Regions from separate parts of the Homo sapiens genome. Here all the other regions are linked to region 1. Evidence: chromatin loops called from intact Hi-C (ENCODE). Cell type or tissue: endothelial cell of umbilical vein. All regions are shown on one strand. Region 1 has its middle 140 kb from the start of TNFSF18. Region 2 overlaps TNFSF18 (TNF superfamily member 18). Region 3 holds the start of TNFSF18 (TNF superfamily member 18). Region 4 overlaps TNFSF4 (TNF superfamily member 4). Region 5 overlaps TNFSF4 (TNF superfamily member 4).

Region 1 (5,000 bases):
TTTTACCTCACACTTGTCCCCTCCCCACCAACCTTTTTTTTAGTATGTGGGGTTTGGACCTATTCTGCCCAAAAAGTCTGGATTCTTGAGTCTTGGCCTTTCCAACATGCAGCAAGTAAAAGCTACTTAAATTTTTATGAGTAACGACTCTTGGCTTGAATTAACAGTTTTGCTAATCTTCAGTGAGTAGCTTTAACAATATTGCTATCTTTATGACAGAACGATTTATATTCCTTTGGGTATATACCCAGTAATGGGATTGCTGGGTCAAATAGTAGTTCTGTTTTTAGCTCTTTGAGGAATTGCCACACTGCTTTCCACGATGGTTGAACTAATTTACATTCCCACCATCACCAACAGTGTATACATGTTCCTTTTTCCCACAACCTCACCAGCACCTGTAATTTTTTGACTTTTTAATAATAGCCATTTTGACTGATGTAAGATGGTATCTCATTGTGGTTTTGATTTGCATTTATCTAATGATCGGTGATATTGAGCTTTTTTCGTAGGCTTTCTAGCTGCATGTATGTCTTCTTTTGAAATGTGTCTGTTCATGTTCTTTGCCCACTTTTTATGGGGTTGTTTGTTTTCTTCCTGTAAGTTTAAGTTCCTTGTAGATGTTGGTTATTAGGCCTTTGTCCAATGCATAGTTTCCTAAAATTTTCTCCCATTCTGTAGGTTGTCTGTTCGCTCAGCAGTTTCTTTTGCTGTGCAGAAGCTCTTTAGTTTAATTAGATCCCATTTGTCAATTTTTGCTTTTGTTACAATTGCTTTTGGCATCTTCGTCATGAAATCTTTGCCCATTCCTATGTTCAGAATGGTATTGTTCAGGGTTTTTATAGTTCTGGGTTTTCTATTTAAGTATTTAATTCATCTTGAGTTGATTTTTGTATATGGTATAAGGAAGGGGTTCAGTTTCAATCTTCCGCATATGGCTAGTCAGTTATCCCAGCACTATTTATTGAATAGGGAGTCTTTTCTCCATTGCTTGTTTTTGTCACTTTGTTGAAGATCAGATGGTTGCAACTATGTAGGCTTATTTGTGGGCCCTCTATTCTGTTCCATTTTTCTATGTGTCTGTTTTTGTACTAGTACCATGTTGTTTTGTTTACTGTAGCCCTGTAGTATAGTTTGAAGTTAGGTAGCATGATGCCCCCTGCTTTGTTGTTTTTGCTTAGGATTGCCTTGGCTAGGGCATATACCCAAAGAAATATAAATCATTCTATTATAAAAACATATGCACATATGAATATGTCCATTGCAGCACTGTTCACAATAGCAAAGACATGGGATCAACCTAAATGCCCATCAAAGGTAGATTGGATAAAGAAAATGTGGTACATATACACCATGGAATACTATACAGCCACAAAAAATAATGATATCATGTTCTTTGCAGGAACATGGGTGGAACTGGAAGCGATTATCCTCAGCAAACTCATGCAGGAACAGAAAACCAAATACCACACGTTCTCACTTATAAGTGGAGGCTAAATGAGGAGAACACACTGGGGGCAACACCAGACACTGGGGCCTAACAGATGATGGAAGGTGGGAGGAGGGATAGGATCAGGAAAAATAATTAATAGCTACTAGGCTGAGTACCTGGGTGATGAAATAATCTGTACAACAAACCCCCTATCACACGAGTTTACCTATACAACAAACCTGCACATGCACCCCTGAACTTAAAATAAAAGTTAAGAAAAAAACACAGAATATTGCTATCAGTGAAAATCCTTTTTTGACACCACTAGTAATTAAACTCATTGAATTTACATTCCAACTGGGGTAATGAATCACTTCCTCATCCCCACCCCAGCCTGATGGCACCACCTTTTTCAGCTCTAAATACATTTTGTTATTTGGGTTTGATTTAAAAGCCTCGGTCCTGTAGCAGTCAGTTCCCACCAGATGAAAGCCAAAACAGAAACTACACAGGAAAATCCTGGAGATCTGCTGAGTCACAGTGGAGCCATCTGCTGAGTCACAGTGGAGCCATTTTCATACATATCTAAAGGAAAGAGACTACAGGAAATATAAAAAAACTTTAGTGATGGCAAGGAGCTTTGTTAAATTAATGATAGCATTTTTGTCTCTCAAGGATGAAAGAAGAGTTCAAAATCTGAAGGCTTATTAAGGGCAAGCAATTTACCTAGTTCCTCATGCTTCCATTAAATGGTGCGGCCAACTTCCTTCAGAGTTTTCCACAGTGAAAGTTAAGGGAGCAACATTGGAGGCAGTTTCTCAGCAAGGTTTTAGATTCCACATCTGAAAGCAGGATGTATGGTGAATATGCAAAGGAAGCAATAGTTTAAAAAGTTATTATTAGGCTTTGCAGGTAGAAAAGGAAATGGCAGTTTCTGAATGTTGATAACGAATGAACCTTAGCCACAACATGTTCTAAGTCATTCAAAGGTGGAAGACAGAGTAAACATTTGCAGTTTCCACAGGGAAGCACCTGCGGTGTGTGGTTCTAAGAAGATCAGCAGTGGCTTAAGATCTAAGGCAGAAGGAATTTAGCACATTTAAAGAGCAGTGTTCAAATATCTCATTTGAGTCTCATAGCTACTGGAGAGAAGCCAGCCTGTTCATCAGAGCATTGAGGCTCCAAGAGTGAATGTGTAAATGATTTTCTACTGCCATGGTATCTAGTTCCTGTAAATGGAGATGCCATCCCCATAGAATGTCCTGATGGTTTAGTCACTACTAAATTTGCACCCTCCATCATTATCTGCCTATCTATAGTTCCCTACCTGTTTTGACATTTATAAAAAAAAAATCTCTTGTAAAAATTTCATGAAAATAGAATTCTCTACATGGTTTTAAAATTTCCTTTGCTTCTAATTAATGTGTCATAATTGATGTAGATTTATATAATGCAATTTTATTCAATAGTAATTAAGATATCTGAGCCAAGATAAATATTACCAAGATTTTAGATTCTTCTTTTCGCATCTGCCTCATCCATTCTCAACACTTTTTCTAGTTAGCTACCTTTCCAGAAAGCTTCAGCCAACCTGCACCCTAACATTTGATGTTTTCTTGCAAGATTCTCCTAAGTTCTCTATTTCCTGGACTTTGGGGTTGTTTTGCATTGCTGGTTAAATTCTATAATTGTGTCCAGTGCTTTTCTCCCTGCCAAATATAAAATTCAAATGGGCTTATCCATTTAATCAGGCATATGCCCATTATTTACTCTTGAATTTCTCAGCCTCTCTCTCTTTCCTTTGAGATGCAGTCAAACACACTCAAAATCAGCCTTTCCTCAGAGGCCAGAAAATCACTGACAGCTCTACAGATGTCTTAAGAGTTAGACTAGGTGAGGCAAGAAGTCCATTGACACAGTTGAGCCATTTAATTTAGTCCATTGTTTTTGATGCTGGATCTTTATGGGTAATTACCTGCTAGACATCTCCAGCTTATATTTGAAGAGCTGTTTTGGAATCAGTAATATTTAGGGCTGGACATGTAGATTTGTATTCTTTTCTGAAGAGATGGTAATTGGATCCAGAAAGTAGAAGAATACATGTTAAGCACAACAATTATCTTGAACGTTGATAGAAATGTTTCATGTTGAGCCTCTAGCAGACACCGTTGGCTTTCTCTCCCCAGATCTCCAGTCTTTCCTCATGTTTCAATTCATCCTCCTCAGCTTCTTTGTACTTTTGCTTCTAATGCCAACATCTGACACTCCCCTCAGATACTCCTCTGACTAGTAGGGCTGTTTTTCCTACCAGAGTAGAAAGCCAGAAAAGTACTGGAAAAATTACCCTACCACATCCACCCACCATTAGTCAATGACTAACCAGTGAAGAAGTATGAAAATCCAGCTGCCTTACATAACAAACGGCCCAGTTTTCTTTGGGATCAGATTGGAGCTCTTCTCTAGAGGGCTTTGTCTGAAATTATATCCTTGCTTGACCCTCTCCCCTTCTCTATCCTACTTTTCCTAATCCCTTACTGAGATCTGAAAAATATAACCTAAGATAACTTCTTGCATGTGTAAATGTAGGGGTCACCATCAATGGAGAGTCAAGTGCAGACAGTCAAGCAACAGAGGTCAGTGTTACAAAGGATGATGGTAGTTCACTGATGCAAAGCTATACTGGAGTTAAAAAGGATAAAATGGTGTACAAACTAGCCTGAACCTGGCAGTGAATAGGTCACCAGAAACATTTGGACTGTGGTTTTCATGGATTAAAACAAATCTTTACTGGAATACAGAGAGATCTGGAGAAAAGTAGCTATTAGAAAGTCATAGTTACAACTAAGTGTAGATTATTTTCTGGGAGAATGTATCCTATCCCTATACTTGCTCATTTATTTTAATCACAAATATGCATTGAATATCTGCTATATACACAAAGCACTCTGCTTGGCACTTGGAACTGTTTGCAGTTAACAAATTAGAGCTCACAGTTTATTGGAGAAAACACATTAAAAATGAATTGCATGTAAAAAAAATAGGCAAGTAGTGCTTGTGGTAAGTGCCTTGATTAATGTTTGCAAGGATGTAAGACAGCATATAACAAGAAGCCAGACACAGGTTGAGGGATCATCGGCTGATATCCCTGAGGAAGGAAGGTATAAACTGAACCTAAAGTGTCAGAAGGATTAACTGGGCAATGGAGGTGAAAGATAGCATTTTACAAGGGAACAGCATAAACAAGGCCCTCAAGGCAGGAAGAAAACATTTTCTAAGACAGATAACTAATTTTTTCCAACTATCAGGAAAATCTCTCCAAAGGAATATATTTTGGGGCTCCTTAAGAATTTCAAATTATTTGGTTCAAAACTTCACTGAAACACACAGTAAATAATTCGTTTTACATCTTGGGTAATTCAGGTATTAGGCATATGCAGATTGGCCATTCAGATAAATAACTATGTACACATATCATTTAATTTCAACTTGAACTATTTTGGCATTATCTAGAAACACTGCCATTAATGATTCCATTTGAGGGAACAGAAATTCACCCCACCTGCACTTG
Region 2 (5,000 bases), 140 kb before region 1:
GTGTTCCTCTCCATCTACACCCACTAACATGATGGCCTCATACAATCTCACAGCTTAAAACATCAACTATGAGCTTAAGACTCTTAAATGTATATCACCAGAGCTCCTTAAATTTCAGCCTGCTTGACACACTTACTTGGATTTATAATAAGCATCACAAACTAATATGTCCACAACCAAACTCATCATTGTTCCCCTCCCCATTTATTCCTCTTACATCTTATCCATTTTAGTGAATAACAACTTTATCTTTCCAATTATGCAGGCCTAAAATACTGGAGTCATCTTTGTTTCTTCTCATTCCCTACCCCATATCCATGTCAGGAACTTCTGTTGGCTCTATTTTCCAACCAAGTATCACCATCTACAGAGCTAGCACCTTGGTCAGAGACACCATGCTCTCTTGCCTAGATGAATGACTGTAATGATCTCTTAGCTAGTCTCACTACATTTGCCCTTGCCTCTGTTTAATTTGTTCCTAGCATAGCAGCCAGAGAAATCCTACAAAAGGAAAGTGTGCAACACGTTTAAGTTCAAAAAGTCTTTTAAGCACTTTGCCATTAGGAAACCAATAACCTTTGGGTGATACAAAAAATGTTTGTGGTTATGCCTGAATTTACTACAACGTATTTTTGAGCATTTAGCATTAACTACTTGTGTTTGTAAAATTAACCACACACTGATGGCATCTTGTAGCATGTGAACTGCCGTACATTGCAGTAGTCTGAAACTTGGAACTGTTTTTCAGGGTATCTCAGATACTGTATATGACATGTAGTTATCTGAATATTATACATGGGTGGTTTCATCAATCTGAGTTGTAAATATTTCTAGGGCTTAATTTACTGTTTTAAATAAAATAAACATAAATAGAAGCTTCACTATTTTCCTTTCACATGCCAACAGATCACCTTGTGCAGTCACTGGGGTGTGGAAACTGCTATTTTGTTGAAAAACTTTTAGAGCCCAAGGTTGGGGGGGGGGTCCGATATCAAATAGTTGTCCTGTAGGTATAGATTAGGTAATGGAATGAGATCTTGACCTTTGTCTAAAAGACCTAAAAGGGAAGCTAGGTAATAAAAGGTAAAGGATGGAGCCACTCAACTTTAAAGGGAGGCTGAGAGGGCTGAGACATGGTGAAGGGAAGGATTTTTTTTATGGTTATAGAACACTAGTTTGCTTCAGGAATTCAAAGCTCTAAATAAATCAATCAAAAAAATTAATGACACTGTCATCATCCTAATCAATTCATCTTTTATTTCCCCAACAGACTGCTAAGGAGCCCTGTATGGCTAAGTTTGGTGAGTAACCTATCTTGCATGTCTTTTACTTTTCTTAGTTTTTGATGCAAGAAGGCAGGTGTCAGTGATCTCAAGAAAACCTGTATTTTCTTTTATTCATTTCTGAGCTACTATGTATAATTACTTATCATGTACTGGGCAGTTGCCCAAGAGCTGAGGCTTTCAGAGGTAAACCAGGCAAAAGAAGCCCATGCCCTGATAAAGCTTATGTTGAAGGCTGCATCTCTGGCCAGGAATGAGCATCTCTCTTACTGGCCTATGAATCTGAGATCCGGGAATCTCCTTTTAATTCTGTGTTTTAATAAACACAACAAGTTTCAGATTTCTACAACCTTTCCTTAAAGTCTTTCTCATGTTTCACATATTGCTAATGTCCAATGGAGTATGTGAGAGAGTGCCATTGTTGTTTCTAAATGTATAGAAGAGCAATGAGAGTTGGAAAAGTGGCCACTTCCTCTACTATTTTCTCTTCTAAGCTTAGCTTCTGAGTCATTTTCCCTTGTGGTCACCTGATATTTGCTTAGAAAACACACCAGTTTACAGTTACACTGAGCCTTAGATTCTTAGAATACATGGAAAATTTCAGATAAATACATTTTTTTTAAAGTTGTTTATAGGTTTCAGGCCAAACATACATTTTCAGTTGAGAACAGACCATTTCTAGAGTTAACTCTGCAACCCCTGTGTTCCTATATAGTTTAAACCAGTAGGTTTCCTTGGCTTGTGGGAATTAGAAAATGTCCTTTTGCCTGTCTCTTTCTTTGTGTTTTGTTTTTGTTTTGCCCATAAGTGGAATGGAATGCATGGCATGTGTGAAATTATGCCTTGATGTGGTAAAAGTTGAGAAACTCAAGTGATGCTAAGGTGGTCTTTAAATGACCCCCTTTCACAGAATTAAATGGGAGAACCAATGACACTTCTTCCTGGTGACCTGCCTATTGCCTATTACATGTCAAGGAAGAAGAAATTTACTGGGCTCCGAGCTCATTGGCGATACTGGGTGGCTTTGTCTTTTGTTCTAGTGATCGCTCTTTCATTCTCCTCCAGAATCTACCTTCAGAGTCTTATATTAGTCATTCATATGAATGAGCATTGAAGTAAAAATGTTACCTCTTCCAGGGTGTTTCCTCATCAAGTTTTCTTTTTAATTATGGGACAAAGGACAAAAATTATGGAGAATTGCAGAACAGATAAGCATTCTGGGTGGTAAAAGCACCTCCCGGGGCTGTGAGATCACACTGCTGTGCAAAACCAAGTAATGTTAGGCAAACATCTAAGTTTCATATGTGCTAATGAAAATGAATGATTAGGTCTTTACCTTTTCTTTACCATTTGGGACAGTATTGCACTAGGGATCCTTATATTTAAATAGTCAAGTTATTTCTATTTATAAACTCATAAATTTACAATTAGCTATTTTTGGGGGATTTATTTAATGAATCCTAAGTAGGTCTTAAATGATATATACCTACAAACTGAGGAGAACAGCCATAATTTAGACACAAAGCACCTAATTCAGGAACATGGAAGTATCATTCAATCAATAAATATTTATGGAACATCTACCAGGTACCAGGGACTTTTTCAGGTGCTGAAAATACAAGAATGAACAAAATAGAGATATATTTGTCCTAAAAAATTTTACATTCAAAGTGATACAAGATGGACAATAAACAAATGAACAATTTAGTTTATAACATCCTAGACACTGACACACTTTATGAAGAAAACTCAAGCAAGGTAAAATGAGGGAATGATAGGAGAACACTTTTTAATATAGCATAATTAAGGAAAGCCACACTGATAAAGTGATAAACAGCCAGTGGTATTTACACCGAAAATGCCTGGAAAGGCATGGACTGCCAACCCTGGTTTTCAAAATTTTGGCTTGTGATTTCTTTCTCCATTAGTCTTTTCTTCTCCTTTCTTTTTCCCACAAATATTAATCAACAAGAGATGCGAAGTCACTTAAGTCATTTTTCTATTCCAAATTCTTTTCCTTAGAATTCTTGCTCCAAGCAAGAAATACTCTTTGGATTTGCAATTTCTCTAAAACAAGGAGTAGATAGGTACTTAAAATAGAAAAATTCTGCTTGAAGAGAACTAGTGTAGATCAGGTAAAGAAACAACATGTATGTGGTAAATAATTAACTACAATCTGGAAAAGGATGAAATAATGAAATAACTATGCTTTCATCTTTTTTATCCTTGTATATTTCTTATAGGACCATTACCCTCAAAATGGCAAATGGCATCTTCTGAACCTCCTTGCGTGAATAAGGTGTCTGACTGGAAGCTGGAGATACTTCAGAATGGCTTATATTTAATTTATGGCCAAGTGGCTCCCAATGCAAACTACAATGATGTAGCTCCTTTTGAGGTGCGGCTGTATAAAAACAAAGACATGATACAAACTCTAACAAACAAATCTAAAATCCAAAATGTAGGAGGGACTTATGAATTGCATGTTGGGGACACCATAGACTTGATATTCAACTCTGAGCATCAGGTTCTAAAAAATAATACATACTGGGGTATCATTTTACTAGCAAATCCCCAATTCATCTCCTAGAGACTTGATTTGATCTCCTCATTCCCTTCAGCACATGTAGAGGTGCCAGTGGGTGGATTGGAGGGAGAAGATATTCAATTTCTAGAGTTTGTCTGTCTACAAAAATCAACACAAACAGAACTCCTCTGCACGTGAATTTTCATCTATCATGCCTATCTGAAAGAGACTCAGGGGAAGAGCCAAAGACTTTTGGTTGGATCTGCAGAGATACTTCATTAATCCATGATAAAACAAATATGGATGACAGAGGACATGTGCTTTTCAAAGAATCTTTATCTAATTCTTGAATTCATGAGTGGAAAAATGGAGTTCTATTCCCATGGAAGATTTACCTGGTATGCAAAAAGGATCTGGGGCAGTAGCCTGGCTTTGTTCTCATATTCTTGGGCTGCTGTAATTCATTCTTCTCATACTCCCATCTTCTGAGACCCTCCCAATAAAAAGTAGACTGATAGGATGGCCACAGATATGCCTACCATACCCTACTTTAGATATGGTGGTGTTAGAAGATAAAGAACAATCTGAGAACTATTGGAATAGAGGTACAAGTGGCATAAAATGGAATGTACGCTATCTGGAAATTTCTCTTGGTTTTATCTTCCTCAGGATGCAGGGTGCTTTAAAAAGCCTTATCAAAGGAGTCATTCCGAACCCTCACGTAGAGCTTTGTGAGACCTTACTGTTGGTGTGTGTGTCTAAACATTGCTAATTGTAAAGAAAGAGTAACCATTAGTAATCATTAGGTTTAACCCCAGAATGGTATTATCATTACTGGATTATGTCATGTAATGATTTAGTATTTTTAGCTAGCTTTCCACAGTTTGCAAAGTGCTTTCGTAAAACAGTTAGCAATTCTATGAAGTTAATTGGGCAGGCATTTGGGGGAAAATTTTAGTGATGAGAATGTGATAGCATAGCATAGCCAACTTTCCTCAACTCATAGGACAAGTGACTACAAGAGGCAATGGGTAGTCCCCTGCATTGCACTGTCTCAGCTTTAGAATTGTTATTTCTGCTATCGTGTTATAAGACTCTAAAACTTAGCGAATTCACTTTTCAGGAAGCATATTCCCCTTTAGCCCAAGGTGAGCAGAGTGAAGCTACAACAGATCTTTCCTTTACCAGCA
Region 3 (5,000 bases), 140 kb before region 1:
AACTTGAAGTTTCCTCATTTCTAAATCCTATTTCATGAAAAGAGGCCCTAGAATATAGTCTTCTTGAAATAAGTATGTCATCTTTCTTAAGATACTGTCATAAGGTTAAATAATTAATAAGGATATTCCAGGGCCTAACAGTGGTTAAAGGCGGAAGGAGGAACTGGATTTTATTTAAAACAGTTTCTCATGTGAATAAATGTTTACCTAAGGTAGCAAGCCAGGGAAATTCCCTCAAAAATTTGGAAAGCAGACAGGAAAAGGGGCAGATCATAAAAACAGGAAGGACATAATTTAACTTCCAATTTTAAGTTCTGTGCTTGTGTATATGAATTCCAGATCTGATGCAAGTGCAAAGGTTATGGGATCAAGGCATCAGTCTTTTTCTAGAGTAAGTTTATTCTTTATCCCTGCATTGCAGCATCTAAGTACAGAGCCACAAAAACATTTGTTGTGTTGAAAAATCATTTTTGTGTAACTGGTCTTTTAAGAAGTAGTTTATTGAACAAGGTAAAATAGGGCCCAAATTAAAATTTTGACAGTTCAGAGAGAAATATTGCTAATAATATTGTAAATAGTGCAATATTAAGACAAAATGGTTGGATTACAAAGCAGTATCTGTGGGCTTGAGTTTTCACTCCATCATTAACCAGCCAGCAGTGATTTGAGACACTACTCACACCCTCTTGTCCTTAGTTTCCTTTTTTTGTAAAGGAGGATGTTAAATCTCTGGACTTTTTTCTAATTTATAAATCGTCAATTCTCTCTTAGATTAAAAAATAGGTTTTCCAAAATACTTTCATTGTACTTCCTTTTGTTTAAGTAAACTTTAGGTGAATTTTATCTTGTGGGAAAGATAAAGAATGTTCATTCTTTTCTAGGATTTAATAATTGAATTAAACTTCACTACATCGCTAAAGAGGGTAGAGAAGAGATAATCTAACATTTATGGAATGCATAAACTTTTCACCTTCATTTCATTCTCCACAAAAGCATTATAAAGTGAAAATTTTCTCCATTTTACAGTGAAGGAAACTGAAGCTCAGAGAACTCAAGTAACATGCCTAAGGCCACAGAGCAGGTAGGAACTGGGCAGTGCCAGCCTCTGCTCTTGAGGTCTGTCTGATTTAAAAGCCTGTGTGACTGAGGTCCATAGAACCAGGAGACTTCCTCAATTTTGTAGTAAACCCATATTTTTGGGCCCAGGAAGAAAACCCAAGGTTTTTTTTTTTTTTTTTTTGGAATAGAGTATAAGCTCTGGCTGAGGGCAGGATGCAGGAAAATATCCTTCTGTAAAATAACTTCTTATGCCAGAACTAGATTATCAGAGTTTAAAAATGATGAAATATAAAATTGAGCTTGTTGTATTTACAATTTTTTATTAAATTCTTGTAATACACTTGATATTTTCTAGAGACTCAGAATGAACGCATTCTATACACTAGAAATTGATGAAACATTTTTGTGAGTATAGATTTTATTTTTCCAGGTTTACTGAAGTATAATTGACAAATAAAAATTGTGGGTATTTAAGGTAAACAAGATGATGACTTGATTAAAACTCTATTTTTTCCAAACTAGAGATCCTAGCCTCTCCAACTTCCTAACACTCTGCCGCTCATGTACATGATATCTGGAGTATGGTAGGGGGATTAATCTCAAACTTTATTTTTTCTTATAAAAAGTGATTTTCTTATCTAGAAATAATCTGGAATACTTTCTTAGATGAGAGCACACCACTTTATTCTCCCAAGCCTCCTCTACACGTGCACTGTACTGCCGTTTGATTTAGGAAAGAAATTTTTTTCCCCTCTGAACTTCCCTTGTGCTTTTTTTTTTATGTTCTGAGTTTGTGTTGGCTTTCAGCCTTCCGTTCCTTTTGTTGTATTTGATCTGGTGCCAAATGAGAGTCAGCACTTAAGTTATAAGTATCATTTTCTAACACAGTGACAGAAGGAAAACTCCGCCTTCCACACCCACTACTAATTACCATATTGCTACAAAACATGACATTGCATCCTTCACCCATCACTTGTGAATTTTTGTTTTCCACAGCTCTCATTTCTCCAAAAATGTGTTTGAGCCACTTGGAAAATATGCCTTTAAGCCATTCAAGAACTCAAGGAGCTCAGAGATCATCCTGGAAGCTGTGGCTCTTTTGCTCAATAGTTATGTTGCTATTTCTTTGCTCCTTCAGTTGGCTAATCTTTATTTTTCTCCAATTAGAGGTAAGGAGGCAATTGTACCTAAGGTTACTATTTGCTATAATCCTCTATTTATTTGTTTTTCTAGTTGTTATCATTGTCACTCAGTATTGTTAGCAATAGTTGGAAGGAAGAGATGTGTATACATAATGTAAATACAATTCTAATATTGTCATGACATGGCGTTTGAAGTTTATCTAAAGGTTTTGAGATAAAAGGTATCAGAAAATGCTAAATGTTAGCTGCAGAACTCTGTTAGATAGAGAGAACTGGTTAAGCCAATTGACAGGGGCCTGTGGAGTATTTTTCCTTCCCTCTGCTATAGCTCTTGGTGGAATAAAAAAGGTAAAAATATGAATGAATATCAAGGAATGGGATGCAAGCTATAGTCTTATTTATGGAAAAGACTTAAAAAAATAGTGAAAGACAGGATTAAGTAAATGACAGGTGGTTTGTGTGTCTTTGAGGAGGGAAGTGGCCCTGAGCTAGGTGTAAGAAGATCTGGATTCTGGTTCTGGGTCTCCTAATAACCAGCTGTATAAATTTGATAAAGACATTTAATCTCTCTAGTTTGCAGCTTCTTTATCTAAAAAAACTGGTGGTAGGGGAATGGATTTATTATGATGTTTCTTCTAGCTATAAAATGTCATGATCAAGAATTTATTTAAGGGTAGTATGAAGAATAAATGCCTAAGTCACTCAAAAGCAGGGAACAATGACTTTAGATTGAGTTGATCAGGGAAGACTTCATGGAGGAATGAGAAAGCCCATATCTATTTGGGAAGCCCCTGATGCTTGTCAGGAATTTCCCATTGAGATGCAGGCCAAGCTGTGGGCCTAGAGAATGGGATGGTACACTGGGAATGGAGATTAGTTTTGTTCTTTACTAAAAAATCTTTCCTCACAGTTAACTACGTAGCACTGATCAAAAAGAAAATAAGAAATGCTTTATTTATTTCAGGATTTAGCCTATTTCTGGCTAAATTTGAAGACTCTAAGTTTTGGGGAGAATAAAGTGGCATATGTCCATCTGAGAAAGAGTTGAAATGTGACTGCAGAAACACTTTTCTTAAGGGAACTGACCAGCAAAGATTTCAAAGATATAGTTCTACCACTTAAGATAAGTAAAAGTAATTGAGAAAAGATGCAGGAGGAAGCAGTCCCCTATTGATATTAATTTAGAGTAGGTATAGCTTTGGCCAATTTTTCCACAGTAGCCCATTAATTTGTATTCCATAACTGTATACAAGGCTTATGTGCAACAGAGGCATTTCTAATTACAACCCTGCTCTCTCAAGAAATGTATGAAGCAGAAGTGTGAACTTTCTGGGTCAGTGAAGTTGAAAGAAAGAATTGTCAGAAATTCTTAGTGTCTAGATTTCTGAAGAAGAGGAAGGGTGAGAATAGCAATAACTTAAATTTGGAAGTGCTTCTTTCTTCTAAAAATTATAAGATTAATTAGCCAGATAACCCTGAAGAACACTGAATATAAGCATCATCAGTTCCTACATATGACTCAGGAATGAATACACAGAAGCCTTTCCCAAAGGCACCCAGCAGTTCTTGCAAAGGGAAAGAGAAAGTCTAATAATGCCAGATCATCTGGGACACCTCTCTTCAGAATCAAACTGGATTAATCCCATGTGTTTGAGCTCTGATTCTGGTTTCTCTCTCCTAGATCCAGTTTCTCAATGAAATGTTCTACCTCTAAAGATAACCCAGAGTTTGTTTCAAATTTGGGGAAGTATAAAATGTTTTTAGAATATTGTTCTGACAGGACACTTGCAGGATTTGTTTCTATGGGAAAAGCCAGTGGCCTGGCCAACCATACATGATATTAGCTTCTGCATTTCACTTTCCACTTACCTGTACTTCCCTTTCCCTATTGGCCACAAATAAATATCTCTGGAAAAGAAGTCTGAGAGGCTGGCAGATAGTGATTCATTATGATGTGGCCACTTCCACATTGTCACAATACCCATGAACCGTGAAGTTTTATTTTGGTCTCCACTCTAGTTTTTACATACAAAGTCCCACTTTCCAGATTGTCTAGACACTACTTTAAAAAGTGTACACTTAAAAGAAAGTGTAACACTTTAAAAAGTGTTAGATGGGAAGCTTGGCTCCTTGGGTCAATTTTTTTCTTTTTTTCTCTCTTCTTTGAGAAAATATTTAACTAAAAGGATAGCTGTGAGTCCAAGGAGTTTGGTCAATCCCTCAGTGAAAATAATCTCACAGGAATTATCACTAAGAAATCAAATGTTCAGCAGAGTCTGAACTTCAGCAAAATGAAGGATACTTTCAGAAGGGGAAGTTGTACTTATACTTAAAAGCAGAGCAGATTTTATTTTCACTGATGATTTGATTAGGGTTGGTTTGGAGAGAGAATGATTGTTTTGGCCATTTTGAGCCGAACTACGTAAATCTAGCCTTAAATCAAGAAGAGGTTACAAAAGCAACTGATCCTTCTAAGCAAAAATAACGAACCCATATGTGTCTTTAAAAGTGGGTATTTACTACTTCCAAACATCAGCAGAATTATAAATAGAAACTTACCCCACAGAGTGGTAGAGGTGAGAGTGTTGACCCAGACAGGCTGGGTGTAGATCTCATTCTTGCCTTTTATTGGCTGCATGACCTTAGGCTAGTTACTTAATCCCTCTCATCCTCATTTCCTCATCTGCAAAATGAGCAACCTAATTTTTGTAGAGTTGTGCTAAGGATTAATGAGACAGTAGAGTATCTGACATAAAGTAGCTCCCAGTAGAGGGGAGTGATTAATATTTGCCCCATTAC
Region 4 (5,000 bases), 300 kb before region 1:
TGATCTCTAGGGGAGAATTAGCTTCTATAGTCCTGGCACAGAGATGGAAGCAAGACATAGGTGGTATATTTGAGTTGTTTGCTTAAGAAACATGCCCTGTCTACTCTGAAAATAGATTTCTTTTTTTTGCTCAGGATATTTGAAGTTCTTCACTTGATGTTAATTATAATTTTTTTATTTCTAATTAGCTAATGTAATTTCTTATATTGTTATAGGATCTGGGACAGCACAATGGGTCCTTACATTTAATCTTATATTTATTATTTACACTTCATTATGAGAAGGATAGCATAGATGGGTTGTGTGTGTTTTCCCTAGAACCTGATAGTTTACCAAATAATGTTGGTGGCAGTGATAGCAGCAGTGTGTGTGTGTGTGTGTTTGTGTGTGTGTGTGTGTGTGTTTCTGTGTGTTTGAGAGAGAGAGAGAAACAGAGACAGAGAGATTGAGAGAGAACATTGTAGAGCAGCTGCTGACAAAGAGACATAGACTAGTAGCCATTTAAAACTCATCTACAATACTGTTTGGAAGTTTGATTGAGGGATCGGGTGGTGGTGGTGGTGGTGGTGTTGGTAGTGATGAGGCAAGTCAAACCTCTATTTTATAAGACATAATGTTACAGTGATGTGTATTGGAGGTGAAATAGAGCTGAAATGCTCACCATTTACCCAGTTAAATTGGACCTCTTTTATTGTGAGAGAAAGGTTTTTGGGAAATAATTGTGATTTTCCCTTTTATTTCTTAGATTTAATTTTTTAGCCTTATAAAATAATTGCCTACATGAATGGCTCTGTAAATACAGATATAGCTACCAAGCTCCATTTGGCCGTCAGCTTTCCTTTCAATCAAGTTTATTTAGTAGCCTCTGTTTTCTCATCACTGGGTTAGGTCTATCTACATGCAGGAAATGCAGAATATTTTGTTTTTAAGATGCTAGAAAAAAAGTTAGACCCTACCCACTCCTCATCTAATTTACTTTCCTCTTTGAGCCTTGATTTTTATAATCTGTATTATGAGAAAGTAGGATCAAATGATCAATAAGATGTCTTCCAGCTCAATATCTTATGAGTATATAGTTTATATATTCATAGAATGGATATAAGGATTTGAGAAATACAAAATGTGAGTTAGTATATTTGTGTTTAAGCTTATGGATTTCCTGGCTCCTAAGAAGGGATTGAGGGGAATCAAATTTGCACATATGTACTTTTCTATACTTAAGTTATATATTCTGTACATATCTAAATAACCTATTCTGGATTAGCAAAACACACTGTTTAGAAAAGGGAAAGAAGTGAATGCCCTGTAAGAATATTCATGACATAAGGTATATAATTCAGTGCTTCTGTCACCAAAACCAATACACACTGTTTGGATATTACATTGGGACATCCACTTAAATTGTCAGGCTTCCAGTCTTACCTGGAACTTCAGCTATGGAACAAAGGCAGAAAAAGCTGACCTATAAGGTGTGAGAAACCTCACTGAAACCATTGAAACTTGGCTTTTCCAAGATTCATATCACCTTTATCATCATGCTCAAAGACCTGAAGGCTTTTAGTGATTTTTTTCAGCAATTCCTACTTATCACTTTTTTTCAGTTCTTATCACTTTTTTTTCAGCTGGGAACAACAGAAGTAGAGATACTTAGAAAGTGAGTTGACCAGTTCTGTATCAGTGAAAGCTGGAATTAGAATTCACAGTTTCTTAATGAAGTTTCGGGCTACAACTTGGACCTTTCTTTGTATCATTTAATAAGAGAAAGAGGAGTTTGCCTGAAAAAAATATTGTTTCAGATTAGCTTAATTTAAATGTCTCCATGTCATTTAGAAAGTTTTTAGAAGTTCTTTTTTAACAATAGACCTGCAAATAAGATAATTTCAAAGGCATTTGAATTTGCTTTTCATAAGCAAATCTTTGAGAATTAAAAAATTAACATCTGAAGTTGACTTGGCTTGTCATAAGGCATTTTGAGGCTTCTAAAGGAGGTATTAAACATATAGAATCATTGAATTTGGGGGCAGGTATTAGATATAGTCTATTTACAGATAAGAAAACAGAAACCTAGAGAGGGTAGGTGAACCATTCGTGACCACTTAGCTGGTTAATTCACCAGAACTCCTGATTCCTACACTATGGTTCTTCTTATTATCAATGAAACCATCCTTACACAGATTTTTTTCCATTGAGTGTTTACTTGTGCTAGGTACCATTTGAGGCACTGGCGATATAAACATCCATTGGAGAAGGTTTTTGAACTATTTACACTCACAGTCAAGATGCAGGGTGGGGACAAAAGAGTGACATGCTCAAGGGACAATGGGAAGATGAGAGGAGGGAGGAGGGAGGGCTGCCTCAGCCTTCTGGGGAGTCAGGAAAACCTGCAGGAGGAGATAATGCTTCAGCTAATACTAGAAGGAGGAGGATAAATTATTTAAGCAGACAAGCGGATGGGAATTGGTGGGTAGGGGTAGAAGGCTTACTAGGCAGAACAGCAAGTTTTTCTGAATAGCTCAAGTTGAGTGTTCCTGTGGGAAAGTGGTGGAGATGAAGCTGAAAAGCTGGGGAGGTGGGGAGCAGTTCACAAAGGATCTTGTGAATCATGCTAAAGGAACACGCTTCATTCTCTCCTACGCCAAAGGAAATACAGGAAAAATTACCAACATTGTTACCTCTCCAAATTTTGCTTCTCTTGTGTAGTCTGTATTTTGGCAAATATAGAAAGTGAGTCTAATCTGAACAGCACTAGGGGGCACCACAGTAAAAGTAACGATTCTCTTGTGTCTGAAGACAGCTTATCCTCTTTTCCTGAAGAGTTGATTAGAAAACTTCTCAGGCAGTCAAGTGCTCATCCACAAATAAGAGAATGAACAATATCAGGGGCAGCTAATATTATTCACTATTTGCAGAGTGATGATATTTTCTAAATGAAGTGTTTAGATATATGTTTTGATCTGGGTATTCAAAATAGGACAGAATAATTTGGATGGGGATGATGCTGGAAAATATTGCACGTGTATGCACATATAGATCCAAATATACACACACAGAGGAGAGTTGGGAAACAAGCCAAAAGGCTCTAGGTATAGATCTAGGGATACAATCTCTCTGTTCCTCTTCTCTGACCTCAGCTGCTGGTTACTAGTACTGAGTAGACCCAGCCTTGTTTAGGGGCTGGCCACCTTGGCCTTCCACTTCTTCTTCTTCTTTTATATATATGTGTATGTGTGTGTGTATATATATATATGTATATATATATAGCAATTACTTCTCTCTCAAATGACAGCTTACCCCACTTCAGGGATTCTCCATTCATGGAAAATGAAAGTTAATCCTTTTGCATCATTTGGGTTAGAGGAGCTACATACAGTGTTGTTATTACTGTTTAATGAGGGAAAAATAACCCAGCTGAGTTGTAGGTGGAAAGGTTTATGTTTCCATAGTCACTAATGAAATACATGGTAGAGTTGGATTGAAACTGAATTTTCTACCATCCTATGCTTTGTATATTTCGTTTGTAATCACCCATGCTTTTGATAACCAATCTTTTCAAACAAAGGAATTAAAACATTTGCTTATACAAAGCTATAAAACATCATCTCAGATTTTGGAGGACTCATTGAAGTATAAAGGGAGTGCCCTGGGCCAGGAACCAGAATTTTTCAGTCCAGGCTTTTACCTCTTGACCCCAAGTAAATTTCTTGAAATTCCCTGGGCATCAGTTTAATCATTTCCAAGACTGGAATTTGGTTGTGGTGAGGATTAATTGATACACAGCTTTGTAAATGCTAAGATTATTATTATCATTATCCATGAACATGCTTCCGTTAACATACTGCTACTAAAATGTTGACTTTATAGTATGTGTGTGCACACATACACACACACTGTAACTCAAATCTCAGAAAGCATATCAAAGTTAATGTTAACCATAACTTCATGAACCTTGATTTCCCCAATGTAATTTTTAGGATTAAAAAATCCACCTTGGAAGAGTCCTATTATTTTTAAACATAGATTTCTAATTAAGATTTCATGGGTGCATTAGAGAGCAAAAGAATGAAGGGGAGAATTTATGAGGTTATGAAGTGTGATTAGGTTCAGTGTCTGCACGTGGTTCAGAGATCTAAAATTACGTACTCAGAGCACATGGCTTAGGCTATTTCCGTTTCTTCTTATTTTGATATATTTCATCCAATTCTCCAATGACTTGGCTACCAAATAAGGCAGGAAATTAGATTTATAAGAGGCATATCATCTGGTTCACTAATCTAGAAACATTGGGGAATATTCCTGGCATAACTAAAATCTTTTTTCAGTAGGCCTTTCATTCTGAAATGCACCTTAATTTTTATAAGTTTGCCTAGCTTGATAACATGCAAATGCTATTTAAGAACACATGCTTCTTGACAGAAAGATGGACAAACAAATCTGAACTTTAATTCTTCTTATACTAATTTAATAAGATCTTGTGGTTAGAGAGCCTTCATTCCCAAAGTACTATATTGTACAGGTGGGGAAGTGAGGGCTCCAGTGAGTTTAAGTGATGTAGCCTCAGGGCTGGGCTCCCCAGCGGCAGCCAGACCTTCATCCTAGAAAGCCAGTGAAACAGTGTCAAAGATCAAGATGGAATGACAATATTACAAAAATGATAAAGAACATCAAAACATGCATCAAAGGAAAGCATCTTAATGAGATATAAAATAAGTCATAAAACATGTATTTTACAGTTTAGTAATGTAAAACATATTTTGAATTACTTGTGTGTTGGGTGATGACAATTTTTAGCTTCTAAGACCCCCATGCATATTAATCTGGCCCTGTATATGGTGCAATAAAACCTAAACTCAAACCGTTTTTTAGAATGGACGGGTAGCAGGGAGGTTGAATGGTATTATTCAATGTACTACTTGCAGTAACAGTCTCTCATCTTTGCAGAGCTTTTTCCTACTTCTGACCTCATTTCTTCACTAAGACCTTGGAGAAAGATGGTGTGCAGT
Region 5 (5,000 bases), 280 kb before region 1:
AAACCCAAGAGGGAAGCCTGGAGTGTGGGCTCTCCCTTTTCTTTCTCATGATGAGGTCATTGCCAATCATCTGTACGGCAACTTCTTCTTTTCTCTAAGCTTGCTATTAAAGTGGACATAAGGAATGGAATATTAAAATCTTCATAGAATTTTTTTCTTCAAATTCGCGTGGGAGAAAAATAGTACTTGTGTGGTATAATAAAAATTACTGAAATTGAAGGGCATGCATCAAATCTCTTCACTTCTGTGAGCCTTAATTTCTTCATATGCAAAATATAATGTTCAACTAAAATATGACTTCTTTTGCATTTTTTTCATGCTTCTAAGACCATTACATTCAAAATTCACGGCTATACTTCAATTCTGGCATGGATACTTAGGAGCATTTGCATTTCATCCTTGAGTATGGTGTGGACTCTTCAGACCTTCCAGATTGAAGAAGCTTTAGTCTATAGACTGTGCTTAGATGGAAGCCCCCTGGCCCTTTGATATTTTCTATTTTCTTTGAGTATGTGGAGAAGATCTGGGGATTTTGCTTTTCTTGATATACAAAACACTAAGTCTATGTGTGGGGGTAGACCAAATGTCTTCTGATTGTTTTCTGTCAACCTTTCTCATGAAACCCAAATTCTTTTGTATTGTTTCTCTGAGGTACAGGGAGTCAGAGCACTGATATGATAACTTTGTTAGTCTTTGTTTTTTTCTTTAATCCATTCCTTCATTCTGTTGTCATATAGTTTATATAGTATTATGTAGAATAAATTATGAACATGACATGGATATTGTTTTCCGTGTGCATCCAAGAATAATTGCTGATGTTTATTAACTTCTTGCAATGTTCCATGACAGGTCCTGATCACTGACATATATTATTTCATTCAAACTTTACAACTCTCTGATATACAGATTTTTACTATCTCCATTTTACAGATTAAGGAACAAAATCAGCAAGATAAATGCAATTTTCCCAAGGTCACACAGCTAAGTAGTCTTGAGTAGAGGAGATAAGACTTGTATTCACTGGCAGTATAATCAGTCAATAGAGTGTTTTTTAATGTTGGGGTTAACTGTACATTCTGTGGGTTTTGACAAGTGTATATAATGACATGTATTCACCATTACAGAATCATACAGGATGCTTTCACTACCCTAAAAACACCCTGTGCTCTACCTGTTTATTCCTCCCCCATTCCTAACCCCTGGCACCCACTGATCTTTTTAATCTCCATAGTTTTGCTTTTTCCAGAATGTCATATAGTTAGGTCATTCAGTATATACCGTTTTCAGATTGGCTTCTCTTGTATAATAATATGCATTTAATATTCCTCCATGTCTTTTCATAGCTTGATAGTTCATTTCTTTTTAGTGCTGCATAATGTTCCATTGTATGGTTGTATCAGTTTATTTATCCATTCACCTACTGAAGGACGTTTTGGCTGCTTCCAAGTTTTGACAATTATGAACAAAGCTGCTATAAACATCTTTGTGAATGAGTGACTTTAAATACTTGTATGGGAATACAGAGACTGAAACTCAAGGATTTGATTTAGGCCTTGAAGATGGTAAGATTTTAATGGGCAGAGACAGATGGAGGGACATGCTGGAGGCAGTGGTGTGATCTTGGCTCACTGCAACCTCTGTCTCCTGGGTTCAAGCGATTCTTGTGCTTCAGCCTCCCCAGTGGCTAAGATTACAGGTGCATACCACCACGCCTTGCTAATTTTTGTATTTTTTGTAGAGACAGGCTTTTGCCATGTTGGCCAGGCTGGTCTCAAACTCCTGATCTCATGTGATCTGCCTGCCTCGGCCTCCCAAAGTGCTGGGATTACAAGCGTCAGCCACTGCATCTGGCCTACATTTTTAAAATGCTTACCACGTACCATGTGCTGGCAAACTGCTGGATGCTTTAAGTTATCCTATCTAAACTTGGTGTTCATCTTCTGGAAAGTTCCGCTCACAGTATTATGTCTTATTTTCACATGTATAAAGGCTAAAGCGAAGAAATGCTATAACTTTTCCAAATTCAAAGAACCAGAGAAGTCACAGTTTGAACTAAATCTGACTCCAAAGTCTATGCTCTTTGTGCCATCCTACCAGGCTGCCTACCCAAGTGCAAGGAGATCAGAACAAATAGTTGGCTGGATCATTAGACACAGAAAGGATATATGTGGCAATAAAGCTTGACAATGAGGTTGGAGCCAGGCTCTTCAGAGCTTTGACTTGGGCACTGTGGGGGTGTCTCTGGGCACTGGGGTAGTCAGCATGAGGTCATCAGGTATGGAGGATGAGGGGGAAGATGGTTGGAAGGCCAACAAATAAGAAGAAGGACCATCTTTTTCTACTTCACAACATTGCCTAAACTTGATGTTAGTAAGAGACTTCTGAGGATATGCAAACTTCTACCCCTATGTGACCTTCAGGAGAAGGAACAGGATACCTGAGTCTGGAGTTCCAGTAGGTCAGCTTCCTCCAGGTTGATCTACTGGAAGTCTAGACTCCAACACGGAGGAAGTCACATGTGCTTTACTCACTCACTGCCTGTCAGCATCATCGTCCCAGAGAATGTCTGTTTGGTCACTGCCACCCTTACTTCATCAGGGCACCTCAAAAAGTTGGAACATTCCTTAAGTTGCAGGATATTTTTGGAGATCTTTGCAAAGTCAGTCAAAATAATCAAATCACAAGGGCTTTTAGATCAGGGAGTGAAAGTAAATTTGGGAATGAGGAAGCTTTATGTTTTTTTCTCTTTTATTAAATTAAACTTAAAGTCACAACTTCTAAAATCTAAATCATGGAAAGCTAGTGCTGAAAGGAATGCCCCTGATCTTCTAGTGACTTTTAAAGATGAGAAACTGCCATCTAAGGAGATTATGAAACTTGCTTAAGTTGGCACAGTGCCTGCCTGCCTGGCATTAGCACTCTGTCACTGCACGCTGAGGCCTGTGCTGTTTGTGCTACTCCACAGAGGGCTTCTTTCTAACTTTAGCACGTGGCAATTCATGCTGGCACTTAGCCCAGAGAGCAGTGGAAACATTTATTTACCCAGGAAACTATGGTCATTGGGTCATTTGCCTTCTGACAGGTTTTCTTCCAGAGCATTGCCCTTAAGCACGAAGGGCACTAATTAGCTATCACACCACGAAGAGTACAGAGAAGGGGGAGAGCTAAAGACTCCTGCTTCTACCCAAGTCAGTGCCTCTCTCCATGTGCTCAGCACATTGAACTCATATTGTTCCTGCAGCCCAGTCCCTGGCAGGGCTCAGAATGACTCTCCATTCTTCCTATGCTGCCTGTTGGTTTTAGCTGGTAAGGCTTGTGATTATACTTGTAATAGAAGTAGGGAATTCCTCGTCTGTGTGGGCAGGTGCCAATGGAATATGCTTGACTGAAGCTACCAGTGTGCCAGGAGAGTGGGAAACAGGAATTCCCCTACCCAGGGCATAAAAACAAATCCGTCTTCACATTTTTGATTAGGACGTCATGCCAAAATAAGCTTGTGGGAAGAGCCGTTGTTCTTGGCAGGCATAATAGGCTTTTATTTTTTTGAGATGGAGTCTCCCTATGTCCCTCAGGATGGAGCGTAGTGGGGCGATCTTGGCCCCCTCCCAGGTTTCAGTGATTCTCCTGCCTCAACCTCCCAAGAAGCTGGGATTACAGGCATGTGCCACCATGCCTGGATAATTTTTTTTTTTTTTTTTTAAGCAGAGATGGGGTTTCACCATGTTGGCCAGGCTGATCTCGAACTCCTGACCTCAGCTGATCTGCCTGCCTCAGCCTCCCAAAGTGCTGGGATTACAGGCATGAGCCACCGTGCCCAGCAGACATTTTTTTCTACTTTCTTTTTTAGTAGATAAGACAAACAAATGGCACAAAACTTTTTAAAAAATTAGACCATGAAAAGTAGAGGTCAATCCTACTCCTGACCTCAGGCTTCCAATTTTTTTCTCCAGGGACAACATTTGCAACTAGTGTCTTGTGTATTCTTTCAGATACATTAATGTATTGTATATTCTTTCAATGCCCACACAGGTGTTATTATTATTATTTAACACAAATGGCAATATATTTTATGTATAATTCTGCACCCCCCCCAACTTTTTTTTACTTAAGAGATCTCGGAGTTGGTTCCATATTGAGCTTATTTGTTCTTTTAACCACAAAAGTACTGTAAAAGTTTTATCTATCAGGTTTCCTGTCTTCACTGTTTTACTTCTCTTTTAGCAATTGAATACTGACTTAATTCAAGTTAGGTTTTTAAAGCTGTTGAAGAGAAAGATCCAATGTTTAAAAAAGCTACACCAAATATATTGAGCTCTGTAGGATTGGGACAGTTTTTATTGCCTTTGTCCCCTGAAAATAGGATGCTTTTACTCCTGCGTTAAAGTGAAAGACCAGACATGCAGGAAGCTTCCAGAACTCCCTCCCAGTGCATTCTGGGAGTCTGTGGCCATGATGGATTGATTGAACCAGCATTCTCCATGAGGGAATCTCTATGACTGAATAGGTTTCTTAACAATATGACTATAGTGCTACGTTATCCAAAATGGGAAATTGGGGCACAGTGAGACAAAACAGTATACCAAAGAAGAGTTTGGCAGAAATGCGGACAGATCTCAGACGCTTGCATGAAGGAGCACAATAGTCCTAATTTATCTTAAGAGATATTATGGAAAAGCAAGGGGGAAGGTGGAAGTCTAGGTCCAATCTTCATAGAAAAAGTCAGGGCCGGGCATGGCGACTCATGCCTGTAATCCCAGCACTTTGGGAGGCTGGGTGAGAGGATTGCTTGAGGTCAAGAGTTTGAGACCAGCCTGGGCAATATGGCAGAACCCCATCTCTACCCCCTCAAAAACCCCAAAAAACAAAAATTAATCAGGTGTGGTGGTGCGTGCCTATAGTCCCAGCTACTCAGGAGGCTGAGGTGGGGGAATCACTGAGCCCAGGGAGGCGGAGGCTGCAGGGAGCCGTGATTGTGTCACTGCACTCCAGCCTGGGTGTCA

Evidence for each region. Hi-C counts contacts between places; a loop is a spot of excess contacts. Peaks named below come from ENCODE experiments on the same cell type or tissue, not always from the same donor. Only the 100,000 strongest peaks of a DNase experiment are listed, where the experiment ranks them.
Region 2: it touches region 1 in a loop (5-fold over the local background); 4 of 110 quality-filtered maps call a loop at or near these places.
Region 3: it touches region 1 in a loop (6-fold over the local background); 5 of 110 quality-filtered maps call a loop at or near these places.
Region 4: a loop joins it to region 1, with 6 times the contacts of the local background. A loop is called at or near these places in 8 of 110 quality-filtered maps.
Region 5: it touches region 1 in a loop (5-fold over the local background); 8 of 110 quality-filtered maps call a loop at or near these places.

What each region holds. Positions count from the first base shown.
Region 1 is chr1:172,904,411-172,909,410 of GRCh38, reverse strand. No RefSeq gene overlaps it. Among named protein-coding and RNA genes, the nearest start is that of TNFSF18, 140 kb to the left of the region's middle. RefSeq lists an enhancer at 1,389-2,588. In endothelial cell of umbilical vein, no CTCF peak of the experiment used is centred here; DNase peaks (open chromatin) are centred at 1,960 and 2,380; H3K27ac peaks cover 5,000 bases.
Region 2 is chr1:173,040,240-173,045,239 of GRCh38, reverse strand. TNFSF18 (TNF superfamily member 18) reads left to right here. Exons shown (of 3, transcript NM_005092.4): 2 at 1,271-1,301; 3 at 3,527-5,000. The coding sequence ends at 3,873. Among named protein-coding and RNA genes, the nearest start is that of TNFSF18, 8.2 kb to the left of the region's middle. In endothelial cell of umbilical vein, no CTCF peak of the experiment used is centred here; a DNase peak (open chromatin) is centred at 1,919; H3K27ac peaks cover 2,200 bases.
Region 3 is chr1:173,047,969-173,052,968 of GRCh38, reverse strand. It overlaps TNFSF18 (TNF superfamily member 18), which reads left to right and starts at 2,028. Exons shown (of 3, transcript NM_005092.4): 1 at 2,028-2,228. The coding sequence starts at 2,073. In endothelial cell of umbilical vein, no CTCF peak of the experiment used is centred here; DNase peaks (open chromatin) are centred at 1,878, 3,748 and 4,158; H3K27ac peaks cover 3,973 bases.
Region 4 is chr1:173,200,306-173,205,305 of GRCh38, reverse strand. All of the region lies in intron 1 of TNFSF4 (TNF superfamily member 4), which reads left to right. Among named protein-coding and RNA genes, the nearest start is that of TNFSF4, 4.5 kb to the left of the region's middle. In endothelial cell of umbilical vein, a CTCF peak has its summit at 2,719 (motif pointing right); DNase peaks (open chromatin) are centred at 1,425 and 2,685; H3K4me3 peaks cover 1,761 bases; H3K27ac peaks cover 4,241 bases.
Region 5 is chr1:173,188,748-173,193,747 of GRCh38, reverse strand. All of the region lies in intron 1 of TNFSF4 (TNF superfamily member 4), which reads left to right. Among named protein-coding and RNA genes, the nearest start is that of TNFSF4, 16 kb to the left of the region's middle. In endothelial cell of umbilical vein, no CTCF peak of the experiment used is centred here; DNase peaks (open chromatin) are centred at 2,507, 3,057 and 3,357; H3K27ac peaks cover 4,399 bases.